2 separate regions of the Homo sapiens genome follow, and region 2 is linked to region 1. Evidence: read pairs that join two places in POLR2A ChIA-PET (ENCODE). Cell type or tissue: A673. All regions are shown on one strand.

Region 1 (8,000 bases):
TAGTTCCTATCTCAGGTCTTGGAAAACCAACATCTCCAGGCAGTCGCTTTTCCATTTTGGCATCCTCTGACTCCAAGTCAGCCCTGAGACCAAACATTTGCTGCTAGTGCCCTGGTGAGGGACCCCCAGAGTCTGCACCTCCTCTTTCTTCCCATTTCCCTTTCTCTCTCATGTTGACATACCCATAGCATGAAAAATGAAAAGGCTAAATGCACAGAAGCACTAACTTCCATGTTCTCACTCATTCACAAAACCTAAACATTGAAACAATTGAACTCATGGAGGTAGAGAGTAGAATGATGGTTACCAGAGTCTGAGAAAGGTAAGGGGTACGGGGGGAGTGGAGATGGTTAATGGGTACTAAAATATAGTTAAGAGAATGAATAATATCCAGCATTTTATAACACAACAGGGTGACTGCAGCCAACAATAGTTTATTGTACACTTTAAAACAAGTAAAAGAGTATAACTGGAATATTTGTAACACAGATAAATGATAAACGCTTGAGGTGATGGATAGCCCGTTTACCCTGATGTGATTATTACACATTGTGTGCCTGTATCAAAATATCTCATGTACCCCATAAATATATGCACCTACTGTGTACTCATAATAAACTAAAAATTAAAAAGAATGAAGAGGTAGAGAAAAAGTAAAGAGAATTTATGAATATGTAGCAACAAAATAAGGAAGATGAAGGACAACCCACTTCACAAAGGAATCCTAAGCAGAGTTTACCAAAAGGATGACTTCAGATAGATATAAGATGCCCCACATCTAGCTAATGGATAATCTTGGAAAATATGGAAAGGAGAAGTAAGGGTTCCATAAGCAGACGGCTGGCTTGGCCATTCCCAGGAAGGATTGAATAAATCAAGAAATGGGGGTTAAAAAATGCTGAAACCAGGAAGAGACTATATTACCAACTCCCACGGGAAGAAGCCACAGTCCTGTGCTGGCATTATTCCAATCCGACGAGTTGGGGCATCAGAAAGCCATTCCAGAGGGAACACTCCCCAGGGTCAGATGACTGGGCTGGGCCGCATGACTTAACACGTCCTTCCTTGCTAATCTATTTTGGTGCATGGGTGGAAGCCACAGCAGCTATGGCCCAAGGGCTCCAAGAACAGGAATCACATCGGTGAAATTACTCAAGTTGATATTAGTTGGACATTGGTTTAGGGGAATAGCATCATAAATTGCTAGTTTTGGCAAACGGTATAGTGGGATACAGTGTGTTTTCCTCGTGGACACCCAAGGTTTTCATCGCCATAAAAGCAAAAGCCACTTCTCAGTAAGCACATTTCATAACATGGAGGTCCTCATGGGATTTTCAGGTGGGTAAAGTGGTACGTGTTGGGAAGGGGAGCATTTTATATTCCATCCATCAAGCTAAACAGAAGAATGTAACAGAAATGGTTCTGACCTAGTTAGCATGAGGAGAATATTCCAACCAAGACCCCAGCTGCTTCCATAGGCCTCTCCAGTCCAGCTGGAGGGGGTGACAGACTGCAGTTGGAGCAGCCTGGTCCCCTCCATGGCAAACAGCTCCTGGGAGTGTCCTGCTAAGAAGAGGTAGGACACTGGTAGGAATCAAAGAACAATGATGCTTACTGGAGCCCCTCCAAATGTATTCCTGTTTCTCCCAGAGGACACTACCCTGTCACCCAGGAGAGTCACTTCTTTTAGAGGAGAAGACCTCCCACTGTAATGTAAAACAGATTTGCAAGTTTTCTGCTCCAAAACTGCAGCACCAAAGAAAATAGCGACCAAAGTTAAACTATGCAGGCAGCAATGCAGTTTCAGGTCACCCACTCAGATCAATCCATTTCATTGGACTCCTGAAAACGGATTCCTCATTCCTGAAATGAATTTTTCTATTGCTGCTGTGAAGCAAGTCAGTTCCTAGCTAACAAGAATTCAAGATTCATTTTCTCTGCAGTTTCTAAGCAAGCTCTACCTGATGGAGTTTTGAAATTCCAACAACCTTTTCTACAAGAATAGGGTGTCCTCCAGGATAAAACTTGACCTCCTTCTTAAACAGCTTAGATCCTAATCAAAGATTATAAGATTATATAGAGGCTATAAAAGAATAAAGTTCCCTCCCTAAAAATCCAAACTTGTGGCCTGGTAACAACATTTTAAAAAATCAGTGGCTATTTAAAGTTAGTCCTGGGTTCATTAGAGTTTCAGTACCATACCTATTACTGAGCTGATGACAGGTGGGGATTTTACAGAAATCAGTGGATCCAATTAGCACCAGGGGTCCATAAGTCAGGCACTTCCAGGCTACAAATTATTGGTGACATTTCTAAGCATAGATTGACAGTTGAATCCAGGACAGCTTTCTCTATACCTTTGAAGCATTATTAGGGAGAAAATACCCTACCCAAGTTTTCTAATCTACTGTATTAAAAAGAGAGCTTCCTAAGAATTTTATTATCACACCAGTCCATATTGCTCAGGTGACTGGTACATGCTTACTTTAATGAACCCAAAACAGGCTTGCTAGTGCTGTTTACATTTTATACTGTTAGGAACAGACATCGGCAGGCAACTAGATTGTGTAAAATTCATTATCGTGATAAGATTATAAAGTTGTTGGTTAGTAATTGAGTAGATTCTCCTGTCCCTGTAAAATTTCAGAACCCTGTCTTGCAATAAAGGAGTTAGAGTCCACTTCTGTTTTAAACTTGTCATTCTCAAACTGTTCCCGTAAAACAATAGTGCTCTATAAGCCGTGTCAAAATATCCTGCAAATAAAATCCAAGGATATCAGACACAAACAAGTCCTGGGAAGAATATTGAGTTAATGACCGTCAAGCTGGTTTTCCAACATATATTTTTCTTACAACCTCGGTGTTTGCTCCCACGTGTCTGTTAGAATACCACTGGCAGATGACAAAATAGAAGAACAAATAGCAAATGATCAGATGAAAACTCAGTAACTGAGGATCCTGCTGCTTCAACAGTCTGTTTCTTTTCCCATATATCTGTGTGTTCATGGCTGTGGTTTTATATCATAAATATATAGCATGCTCCCATTAAGTTTTGCAATTTTTCAGAAGAGGAGGGGTGTCTCGCACACAGCTCAGTTGACTCTAAAAATATGTGTCTACCTCAAGAGAGGAAAAATAGCACATGCATATTCTAAACACTGCTCTGGGACTGTGGCTTTTAACTCATTGCCTCTCAGTAGCAAGCGAAGGTCAGTTGAGAAAAACAAGGCTGAACGATATGTAGTTCATCCCTTTCTCAATCATCTAAAGCAGAAGTAAATTTTATCTGTAAAGACCAGATAGTAAAAACTTTAGCCTTTGTGGGCCACGTGGTTTCTGCCTCACCTGTTCAACTCTGCTGTTGTAGCAAAAATGCAGGCATAGACATTAAAATAAAGGAATGTGATGTATGCCAACAAAACTTTACTTACAGACAACAGAAATTTGAATTTTATATAATTCTCACACATCATGAAATATTATTCTTTTTTTCAACCACTAATTTAAAAAAAAAAATCATATTTGATTCACAGGCCATAGTTTGCCAACCCCTGTCCTAAATTCTAGATGCTTTAAAATGCATCCTTGGTGTCTCAGCTTTCTGTTGCTTATAAGACCACATATGAAACTGGGTAACTTATTTTAAAAATGAATTTATTTCTTATAGTTATGAAGGCTGAGAAGTCCAGTGTTGAGGGGCTGAGTCTGGTGGGGGCCTTCTTGCTGATGCAGACTCTCTGCAGAGTTTCCAGGCAGCACAGGGCATCACGTGGTGAGGGTGCTGGCTCAGGTTCCTCTTTCTTCTTCTTATGAAGCCACCAGTTCCCCTCCCTTGAAAACTCATCAATCTATTAACCTATTAATCCATTAATCAATTAATCAGAACCTTCATGACCCACCCAATCACCTGTTAAAGTCTCCACCTCTCTACTGCCACACTGGGGACTAAATTTCAACATAAGTTTGGGAGGGGACAAACATTCAAACCATAACATGACTATTGGAGAACTGAGCACCTGGACTTTCTCATTTTGACCCTTCACCAAGTTACATTTGCTGAATTGGTTTTGCCACGTTACCATCAAATCGCACAAAGGGAGGTATATGAAGCAGCAAATGAACCTTGTGATTGGGTTTACTGTGAAGATGCCACCAGAGCATCACACAATGTGTTTCAGGGTGGACAATTTCTCTCCGGTCGTGATCACAGGAATGGTTGTACTCCTGGGAAAATGGCTTATCGAAAAGAATCAGAACACTGATCACTCTCCCTCTTTTCATCTGCTAGAAAGTTCACAGGCCAATTTACTCAGGTCTAGCAAATATATGGGATTGCATAGCATATGTTCTGTGTAAATATACCCCACCTTTATCTTAGTTTTCCAGCCTAATTTTTTCCTTTATAATGCATTCTTCACTTTTTAAGTATTATTGTATTGCATGAATTTCAGTAATTAGCTTAATAAGGCAGGATACAAATAAAATAATACAAGTAAAATATACACTTTATGCTCATGTTTCTGTACTTAAGATTGTTGGCAATTTATTAATGAAAAGTGATTTGCCATAGTGTTCCCAAACAGAGCATGATGACTCCCAGGTGTGGAAAGAGTAAGATAAGTGGATTCCTTCCTTCCTTCCTTCCTTCCTTCCTTCCTTCCTTCCTTCCTTCCCTCCTTCCTTCCTTTCTTTCTTTCTTTTTGACAGAGTTTCCCTCTTGTTACCCAGGCTGAAGTGTACTTGCAAGATCTCAGCTCACTACAACCTCCGCCTCCCAGGTTCAAGTGACTCTCCTGCCTCAGCCTCCCAAGTAGCTGGGATTACAAGCATGTGCCACCATGCTCAGCTAATTTTTTTAGTACAGACAGAATTTCACCATGTTGGTCAGGCTGGTCTCAAACTCCTGACCTCAAGTGATCCACCCACCTCGGCCTCCCCAAGTGCTGGGGTTACAGGCATGAGCCACCATGCCCCGCCAGACCAGTGGATTTCTGACTTATGGAGGCTGAACAGCCTTGTCCTTGAAGGGAATCCTGGGCAGAAACCTAACAATGCAACACACAAAATGGAGCAGCTCTGAGTGAAGTGGAACTGAGAAGTGGGTACAAAGGCCACCTGAAGACACTGAAGACCACTGGGAGTGCTCTTTAAAATGACAGGTTTCCAGGCTCTGTATCTACTTCTCTCCAGCACTGAGCATGGGAATCTGCATTTTGAATGAAATCCTTGGGGGATTCTTTGAAACAGTAAAAGTTGAGCAACAACATTCAAGAGCCCTGCTAAGGGACAATTTGAAAAACACTTTCAGGCAATAGCACTCAGTACTGGGGAATTTGGAGAGGGTGGGGCTTTGGTGGGTTCTTGGTGTAAAGGCAGAGGCACATGGTGATGAACACAGGCTCCCTGGACTTCTGGGTTTGAATCCTGGTTCTGTTGGTTAGTAGCTATGTAAACATGAGCAAGTCACTGAAGCTTCCTCTAAGTACTTTTGTCAGAGGCGTGTGAACCAGAGCAACTCCATCTGGAGTAGGGGCTGGGTAAAATGAGGCTGAGACCTACTGGGCTGCATCCCCAGATGGTTAAAGCATTCTAAGTCACAGGATGAGTTAGGAGGTCGGCACAAGATACAGGTCACAAAGACCTTGCTGATAAAATAGGCTGCAGTAAAGAAGCCGGGCAAAATCCACCAAAACCAAGATGGTCACGAGAGTGACCTCTGGTCGTCCTCACTGCTGCACTCCCATCAGTGCCGTGACAGTTTATAGATGCCATGGCAACATCAGGAAGTTACCCTATATGGTCTAAAAAGGGGAGGCATGAATAATACACCCCTTGTTTAGCATATCATCAAGAAATAACCATAAAAATGGGCAACCAGCAGCCCTCAGGGCTGCTCTGTCTATGGAGTAGACATTCTTTTATTCCTTTACTTTCTTAATAAACTTGCTTTCACTTACTCTGTGGACTCACCCTGAATTCTTTCTTGCACGAGATCCAAGAATCCTCTCTTGGGGTCTGGATTGGGGCCCCTTTCCTGTAACACCTTCTTCATCATCTCTGTCCCCCGTTGTAAAAGGAGGATGTTGATCAGCAAAGGTTTTTTGGAAAGATGTTGTGAATCATAATCAGGTGCATAGAACAATCCGCATACCACAGTGAAACCCTTCTTCCTCTTCCCATCCACCCACCTCTTATCAGACACTTCATGATGCTGTTCCCAGTGTCTCCTCCTATTTTTTCTTCTCTCTTTCCTGTCTTTCTGTATCACCTTTTTTATTCCTACTTTTTTTGTATTTGCCCTCCTTGATACCAAAACTCAATGTTGCAGAAGCGAAGTGGAAAAAGAGAAACTGCGTCTTTATGGTTGAAGGTGTCAGGATGAAGCTGAAAAGATTAGGAGGAGGGTAGAGAGGGAGAAAAAACTTTTTTACCTTAAAGCCATGGTGGAAACCCTACAAAATAGAGTGCAATGTGCACATTACACCTAGCTGAAGTCACTTTCTCTTCCACAGTGGATAGAGCTAAATTCTGATGATTCGCTGTAGGCCAAGAACTGTTTTCTGATGTCCAGCTTGGGTCCAACTATATCCTCACTCCCTCATCAGCCCAGCAGCTGCAGGGCTGACATTACCAACAGGAGATGCACATACAACATGTGAACTTTAATCGCAACTTCTTTTCAAGCAAAACATTAGAAGTATATTGCAATCACATTGTGGTTTTGATTTGCATTTCCCTGATCATTAGTGATGTTGAGCATTTTTTCATGTTTGTTGGCAATTTGTAAACCACAATGCGACACCCCCTTATTCTTGCAAAAATGGCCATAATCAAAAAATTTTTTAAAAATCGATGTTGCTCTGGATGTGGTGAAAAGGGAACACTTCTACACTGCCGGTGGAAATGTAAACTAGTACAACCACTCTGGAAAACGGTGTGGAGGTTCCTTAAAGAACTAATAGTAGAACAACCATTTTATCTGGCAATCCTACTACTGGGTATCTACCCAGAGGAAAAGAAGTCATTATATGGAAAAGATACTTGCACACGCATGTTTATAGCAGCACAATTCACAATTGCAAAAATATGGAACCAGCCCAAATGTCCATCAATCAACAAATGGATAAAGAAATTGTGAGATACACACACACACACACACACACACACACACATGCACACACACACAATGGACTACTCAGCCATAAAAAGGAACAAATTAATGGCATTCACAGCAACCTGGTTGGAACTGGAGACTATTATTCTAAGTGAAGTAGCTCAGGAATGGAAAACCAAACATCATATGTTCTCACTCACAAGTGGGAGCTGAACTATGAGGACACAAAGGCTTAAGAATGATATAATGGACTTTGGGGACATGGAGGAAAGGGTGGGAATGGGGTGATGAATAAAAGACTACAAATTGGGTTCAGTGTACACTACTCGGGTGATGGGTGTACCAAAATCTCACAACTCACTGAACTAAAAAACTTACTCATGGAACCAAATACCACTTGTTCCCCAAAGACCTATAGAAATAAATTTTTTTTTAAAAAAGAGTACATTACAATCAGTAGCCAATTATTTCAAAAGGCTTCAGTCACATGTAGTGTATTAAGGAAATAAAATGTAATATTTACTTGGTAGTAGAGTATTGCATATGCATATTTTAGTACATGCATTTAAAGTTGGGGAATGAAAAATAGTTCCTGGGAGGCAAAAAAAAAAAATCTTGGCTATTATGTTTTGTGGCTATATGGAGGGCCACATCACACAAACAGATACACAGTATTATCTGTGGAATTAAAATTTCATGGAAAGGGGTACAATTGAGGAAAGAAATACTTTAAAAAGGCACCAGTGGGGTGGGGGATTAATAATGAAAAAAGATTGAGAAATAACACTTTAGTGGAATACATTGGTGCAAATATGGTGGTAGAAAAATCCTAGAATGATCAGAAGAGATTTTAAGCTCTAGCCATTAAAATAATTCTGATGCCCTC
Region 2 (8,000 bases), 200 kb before region 1:
GTTGGGCAGTTACAGTGTCATATGACACAAGTCTTATGTCGAGAACCCAGGCAGGAAATTCTAACAGCCAGATCAAGGCCACATATTTAAGGCTTGGCCTTCAGGTACAGGGAGCGGGAAGGTACACCCACCTTCTCTTTCTTTTTGGAGTAGGAAGGGCACACTATCCCACCAAAAGTACAAAGAATGAAAGAGGTACCACAAATAGGCAGCGTGGTTGGATACTGACCAACCAAAAAACCTGAAAACATAAAACAAAACAACTGTCACTTGACTTTCTAAGGGAGTGGCACCAGGATAAAGTGTCCTCCACCTGAGGCACAAGGGTATTCTTTTGTCTCTGAACTCAGGCAAGAACTCCCAACCCCTTCACATGCAGAACTAGAATCAGAGTGTGAGTAGATCTCCAACCCACATGGGAGACAGTCCTGAGATTATGGGCTTTGAGGCAAGAGGAAAAGGGTTAGTCTGCTGGGCTTGCAATGTATCAACCACATTACCATAAACAAGTCCTTTTACCTAACTGAGCCCAGCTTCCTCCTCTGTTAAATGGAGCTGATAAATATTGTTCCCCTCTTGTATTGTTGCGAAGATTCAATGAGGTAATACGTACCAAATACTGTCCTTGGGACAGAGTTAACCTCAATCACTGTAGCCCTTTTCATTAACATGAGTCTCTCTGGTGGGGTATAAATGCAGTTCAGAATTCCCCCAAACAGGCTTTCATTTAGTTCATATTACCACTTCCCTAGAATTATGAGTTAAAAATTTCTGTGTTGTCATCCTGACATAGTCACAGACATCACCCACTGATGCCGGAACCAGCCTATGTCCTGTTCATTTGTCCCTCACTGGGCTACCCAAATAATTCCCCAGGAGAATACCTGGATATCACCTTCTTACAATGACCTCAGAATGGGTCCCATGCTCCAATATATTTTATGCACTTTGCCTGAAATGTATTTGAAACCAACATTTAAAACATCATCAGTTTATACAACAGGAATGTTTTTACTGATCTCTTTAATTCTAGAAAATTCTTACCTTCGGGTTGAACGTTAGCATGGTTTTGAGGTTTGGGAAAGAGCACTGTGGGGTATCTCGGTTGCTATCTGCTATTGCTGATACGCTGATGTGTACAAGGAGGAAAGCTCAAGTGTCTGGCTAAATGGAATGTGTAACTGTGCTGCCAGAAAAGGGGGAAAATCAAGAAATCACCCAGTGACAGGGGGTGTCCAGTGAGCAAGTCAGTAAAGGGCAGAGACTGCAGAAAGCCAAGAGAGAGCTTTATAATAATACCTAGCGCTTGTATCAATGATTCCAGAGCTGTTTCTAGCAGCTATTTCCTGTGGACAAGCACTGGTATCTTGGTTCACGGAAAGAAAATGAAGCCTGACCCTGATGTGCAGTTTTCCAACTTCCCTCTCAAAGCAGCAGTTGCTGGCCTGGAATTCCCAGGCCTGAGTTCAGTGGGTAGAACGGCTCTGGAAGGGGACACCAAGACTCGGGCAGATGCAGCATCTGGGACACAGCTGTGACGGAAAGCGAGCTGGGCCATCCCAAAGGGGCATCTGTCTGCAGTGGCTGTTAGAGGCAGGTCCAGGTGCAAATCTACAGGACATCAAGGACACCCAAAGCATGAGTGAAAGATATTGTAATGAGGGTCGGGGTAGCATCTGGAGAAGCCACCTGAGCCACTGGGACCCAGCAACAAGGATGTTTTATGAAGTGCTTAGGATGGGCTTGCTAAGACACCTTGCCATCACAGAGACATAGAGGGCTTCATGTTATAAAGCAGTTTTTCTTCATCTGGCAAATTTTTCCTCCCTCAGCTGGACTTGGAAATCTACCTACTTAGAAAGCCAAACTCGGATCAAACAAATGCACAAAGGAGAGTCTGATGCCCTGTAGTCCAATTGGTTGGCACAAGTTCAGGTGGCATCTGGAACACGAGTGACCTTAAGTCAGACCCTGGAGCAGCATGCAGGATGTGTCCTTAGCTTGTCCTGTGGAGTTCATGCTCACTGAAAACTCCATCATCTTCTTGTGGGTTCACGGACAGCCTGTCTCAACTGCAGAGGCCTCCAAATGCTATAAAGAGTTAATATGGGCCAGATACACTGAAGCCTGTAATCCTAGCACTTTGGGAGGCTGAGGCAGGAAGGCCACTTGAGTCCGGGAGTTCAAGACCAGCCTGGGCAACATAATGAGATCCTAGCTCTACAAAAATAAAAAATAAAAAATGTTAAGCCAGGCATGGTGGGGCACACGTGTAGTTCCAGCTAATCAGGAGGCTGAGCAGGAGTATGGCATAAACACAGGGGTTCAAGGCTGCAGTGAGCTGTGATTGTGCCACTGCACTCCCACCTGGACCACAGAACAAAACCCTGTTTCTAAAATAAGTAAATGATAAAATAGAATTAATACGGTTTTTAATTCTCAAAAATCCAGAGGGATCCTCCAGTGGTAAGAGCATATATACCTATGGGGGTTTTGGCAAAGAGACTCAGCACTTCTGACCACAGTGGAGAATATCGTGGCTCTGAGACAGTCACTGAGGGTCAAAGCTGTATCCCGCAGGTGCATTGGGGTGTAGAAATGGATGCAAACACAGCTTTCATCAGTTGCATTCCCGACCTCATAGTTCCCTGACCTTTATTTACCCTCCAGTCACATCCCTACATGGAACATCGAGACACCAGCTGACCCTGAGGCACTGGACTCATCGACACATCACACACATCAACACGTGTAGACTCAGGCACCTATTCTTCAAAGCTGACCACAACCTGCTGTTGCTCATCTTCCTCTTCCCATTTTTATGTGTATTTATTATGCAGCTCCCATAGTGTTTTGTTTACAATGCAGATAAACAAAGGCTCTGTCTATTTGAGATGTGTGCTTCCTCCAAAATTATAAATTTTGAAAGAAGGCAAAAAAATAACAAGAGAATCAATTCAAGTAGAGCCACTCAAAGGCTAAGACTAGGATATGTTAAAACAGTATCAGGTCCTGCCCTGGCTCTCAGGATGCCGGTTCTGTGATTGCACTCCACGTCCGTGGTAGACCCTTTTGCGTTCTAGGAATTTATGAGTTAGAAAACCCAACAGGTGTGGAATAAAGGGAATGTCTCCCCCCAACACTGGGAAGGCCCTCAGGAGGCACATTTAGCTTGAAAATTTGCCCAACCACTCAACCAATGCATGCCAGAGACTTCAAAACCAGTCCTGATCATGTTTAGGGCTCTGCACCACGACTAGGAAACAGTCCTCTCAATTTCCTAAGGAAACTGGTTGACTATCAACGCCTCCTCCTCACTTACGTGCTGACATTTTTCCTTAAGATGTTGAACCCCTCACCAAACAGACCGGCAAGTAATCACCAAGGATTCTTTCAGGAACCCGTGTTTATTCATGCACCTTCATCTTCAGTTCAGAATGTTTTTAATCTTGTAAATCAGTAACCAACCAAGGTGATTGCTGCTGATTTTAAATACTTCATGTTATTTTTAATGCGTTTTACAGAGCTGGGATCTGATGAGTATAGATGTAATAAAAACACATCCTCCTATCTTTTTTTTTCTTAAACATTTTCCTTGTACGATTTCGCAAAAAGACAGATAACTTATAGAGTAAGTTCTTTTGCTGTTTATATTTCTCCTGGCAGATTGCCAAACAGCGTTTAGCAGCGTATTAATCAGCTAGAATGTGAGCTCCACAGACCACTGCATTTTCCTTCTGCACCTGAGAACTCCAGTGGAAGTCTCAGAAACTCTTGTTGAGCCAGAAATCTATTTTCAGTGGATATTGAATTCATGGATTGTATATTTTCACCTTCCACGTCCAGGTGAAGGCTGAGATCACTAGTAGGACCTCCCAACCCTGGAAATGTGGCAAGCAGAAAGCCATTGTGACTCTCTGGACACATTAGTGGAGAAATGTTGAATTCTCTCTTACTCATATTACATCTTAGAAGCATCCACCAGCACAGCCTGTAGATTTGTAAGATGAGCAGAGTAATGAAAATGACACGGTGTGATTCGTTATCTTCTCATTGGTGGTGACTTCTCACAGAGGTGGCAGAGCAAGCCAGGCAAATGAAGTTAAGCTGTTCAGGAAGGAAGAAAGGAAGGAAGGAAGGAAGGAAGGAAGCAGGGAGGGATGGAAGTAGGGAAGGAAGGAAGGAAGGAAGGAAGCAGGGAGGGAGGGAGGGAAGGAAAGAAGGAAGGAAGGAATGAAGCAGGGAGGGAGGGAGGGAAGAAAGGAAGGAAGGAAGGAAGGAGGGAGGGAAGAAAGGAAGGAAGGAGGGAGGGAAGAAAGGAAGGAAGGAGGGAGGGAGGGAGGGAAGGAGGGAGGGGAGGAGGGAGGGAAGGAAGGAAGGAGGGAGGGAGGGAGGGAAGGAAGGAAGGAAGGAAATGGAATAAAATAATGACATGAATTTAGGATATTTGTGTACAAGAAAATCCAAAAGGTCAATTTATTATATCTTTCATTATTAGATTTGATGTAGATCTGGGAAATACTATAAATTTAAAATAAACTTGCAGCTTTTCTCCCCGTGAGCATGTTGAGCTTTTAGGTCCTTCGAGGAGAGGGCTTCCTTCCTGCCTTGCCTGTTCTTCTTGGAGACTCTTCGTGTAATAAGCTAAACTTGAGAGTTGCTAGACCTCAGTTGCTCAAAAGGAAGGGAATGTGATCCCCAAGGCACTGGGACCTGAAGCAATTGCTTCAAGGGCTGTGAAGTCATCAGCTTTGCCTTCATGTAGGCACTAGTCTAGCACAGCCTATGATATGCCCAGTTCGGGCAGGAATAACTCCAGGCAGAATATGCACCTTTTCACAGTCTTAAGATATCAGGAAAATTAGACTTCTCCACATGAACATTTTTAAAAATTGGACTCAGTGCCTCTACTTGCAAATTGTGTGCATGCGTGTGTGTGTTTGTGCACACAAGAATGTGTTTTGAGGACATTTGAATGCAAACAAAGCTATGCAATGAAAACCTGGTTTGGGGCCCAGAGCAATGGCTCACGCCTGTAATCCCAGCACTTTGGGAAGCCAAAGCGGGCAGATCACTTGAAGCCAGGAGTTCAAGACCAGCCTGGCCAACACGGTGAAACCCTATCTCTACTAAAAATACAGAAATTATCAGGCCAGGAGCTTGCAGTGAGCCGAGTGCGCCACTGCACTCCAGCCTGGGCGACAGAGTGAGACTCCATCTCAAAAAATAAAAAAAAAGAAGTAAAACAACATAAACATCATTGTTTTCCTGACTGCTTAAATAATGAACAGTAGGATTTTCTCCCATCAGAATTTTCTGCCTCTCCTGTTCAACACTTACAGCTTTAGTTCACTGATGTGGCATAAAATCACAGTGAGACAGATGGTGCTGGCCTGTAGTCTCAGATACCTAGGAGGCTGGGGCAGGAGAATCACTTGAACCCAGGAGGCGGAGGTTGCAGTGAACCAAGATCACACCAATGTACTCCAGCCTGGGTGACAGAGCAAGACTCTGTCTCAAAAAACATACAAACAAACAAAAAACCCAAAAACCTAGTTTGGTTTACAAACTGCCCCAAAACAAACTTCTGAACATAATCTTTTCTTAAAGGTATGTCTTGCATATAAGAAAGGTTTGTATATTTGTACTTTTTTTCTGACTTTGTTTTATTCTCAGCAATCTGAGGAGTTTGTTCCCTGGAGCCTATTTATAATGATGCTTCAGGTTCTGCTGCATGTCCCCTTTGGCTTTCCTCCTGAAGCAGAGAAGCATTTGCACAGAGCACACCAGGTGTTACTTTCATATTCTCAGACATACTAGACTCTATTAACAAAAACACTAAATCAAAACACAGCAAAATTAGTGATCATCGCCGGAGTATGCAGCCCAAACTCCTTACGACAGCTCGGGAAGTGCCCTGTGTCTCTGTTCTCACTGTCTACATGATTGGACAATTTGATACTGATAGTAATTGACATTTTAACTATTAGTTGGTGTTCACATAAATTATAGACCAAAATTCATCTCACTTAGTCAGCATCATGTCAACCATTTCCTTTGGCTTGGTAGATAATGACATATCCAAAGACCGGGTTCTTGGGGTTTCAGGTTGCTGGCTTGGACCCAAAGAAAACTCACTCCTCTGGCCTGAGCCCCAATTTCATGCTTGGGAGCTGAAGCACATGACAGCCATTCATCATTTCCATTTCTTTTTCTTTTCCTTTTTTTCTTCCTATGATCTGGAAACCATTTCACCAAAGGAAACTGGCAGAAACTCTTGTAAAGCATTAAAGAAACTGAAATGTATAGGTGTAGCTTTCCTAAAGAGGACTGAACTTCCGAAGGACACAGGGTTCCTGGGCATTCTATATGCCTTTTTAACTGGATCTAACCAAGCTAGATATGGGCATAGTCCTCTCAGTGGTCAGCTACCATCCCATGCACCAAAAGCAAAAGCATTCATCACCTGTTACTTTTTTTTCTGTTTTGAGACAGGATCTCTCTCTGTCACCCAGGCTGGAGTGCAGTGGCACAATCTTGGCTCACTGCAACCTCCACCTCCCAGGTTCAAGCAATTCTCCCACCTCAGTCTCCAGAGTAGCTGAGACTACAGGTGCATGCCACCACGCCTGGCTAATTTTTGTATTTTTAGTAGAGATGGGGTTTCACCATGTTGGCCAGGCTGTTCTTGAACTCCTGACCTTAAGTGATCTGCCCGCTTCAGCCTCCCAAAGTGCTGGGATTGTAGGCATGAGTCACCACTCCTGGCCCACCTGTTACTTTTCTATCCTTCTCTTAGCTGTAGCATTCTCTCAAAAGACACTAATGCAAATGTTTCAATGTAAAATACCATCTTGCTAATTATACTTTCTGAGTTCAGGCATGGTAGCCAAGCAAAAGGGAATGTACACTTTTCTAAAATCTAGAGATCAGGAAAACGAAACTAAGGCACCTTGACTCACCCAGCTAACAAAAATCACAGAAGTAAACAGAGTTGGTTGCTATGAAGAGAGGAATACAAACAAATGAATCTCATTCAAAGATGTCACTAACAGTGTTTTTCCTCCCTCACAAAGGGATAGTCAGTTTTTCTCTTGCAATGGCAGTTCAGGAGTGAGGAAGATTCTTCTGTTTATCCATTGGAAAAAATACTGTGAAAGAATTTGATCTATAGGATCCTTGGGAGACCACCTTTCTGAAATCCAGGTGCAGCTCTCTGTCCAAGATAAATCCAAATAACATTCCAAAGAAAGTCCCTGAAAGAACAGAAGCATGTATTGAATGATAGGTGAGCAAAGGAGATGGCGGTTTCCCAAAAGAAAACAGAAAGATTTATTTATCAACAGAGGAGGTGGATATTGCTAAAATTATAGAGTTGAAACTTTGCCCTTTAGTTCACAGAGGAAGCTGGGGAGAGATATCAGAAACAGATGGCAATTTCCCAAATGGAAATAGAAGACCCTGGAAGAAATGGAAGAACAAATGTTCCAGTCTCACAGTCAGTCAAGGACTTAGACTTCTTAGGAGATGGTGCAAGTTCATTGCCCTACAGAGCTCTAAATTATGAAGTAAAAGGAGGATTAAAATGAATATAATTAACCTATTTAAGCTTTAATATGTAACTATAATTATTTTTTTCGAGACTGGATCTTGCTCTGTCACCCAGGCTGGAGTGCAGTGGTGTGATCATGGCTCACTACAGCCCCAACCACCGCCCCCACCGAGGGGTTCAAGTAATTCTCCCACCTCAGCCTCCAGAGTAGATGGGACTACAGGCATGTGCCATTACACACAGCTAATTTTTTTATGTTTTTTAGAGATGAGGTCTCACTACGTTGTCTGAGCTGGTCTTGAACTCCTGGCCTCAAGTGATCCTCCCAACCTTGGCCTCCCAAAGTGCTGGGATTACAAGTGTGAGCCACTACACTTAGCCTAATGTATTATTATTAGATTGCAAAAATGTTTTGATGGTCTGAATGGCAGGAAAACGTATAAGAGAA

The links. Peaks named below come from ENCODE experiments on the same cell type or tissue, not always from the same donor. Only the 100,000 strongest peaks of a DNase experiment are listed, where the experiment ranks them.
Region 2: POLR2A ChIA-PET joins it to region 1 with 18 read pairs; 2 of 35 experiments call an interaction of 5 or more read pairs at or near these places.

What each region holds. Positions count from the first base shown.
Region 1 is chr10:33,926,503-33,934,502 of GRCh38, forward strand. No RefSeq gene overlaps it. Among named protein-coding and RNA genes, the nearest start is that of LINC02629, 26 kb to the left of the region's middle. In A673, no CTCF peak of the experiment used is centred here; DNase peaks (open chromatin) are centred at 999 and 4,619; H3K27ac peaks cover 5,699 bases.
Region 2 is chr10:33,728,807-33,736,806 of GRCh38, forward strand. No RefSeq gene overlaps it. Among named protein-coding and RNA genes, the nearest start is that of LINC00838, 40 kb to the right of the region's middle. In A673, no CTCF peak of the experiment used is centred here; a DNase peak (open chromatin) is centred at 4,045; H3K27ac peaks cover 539 bases.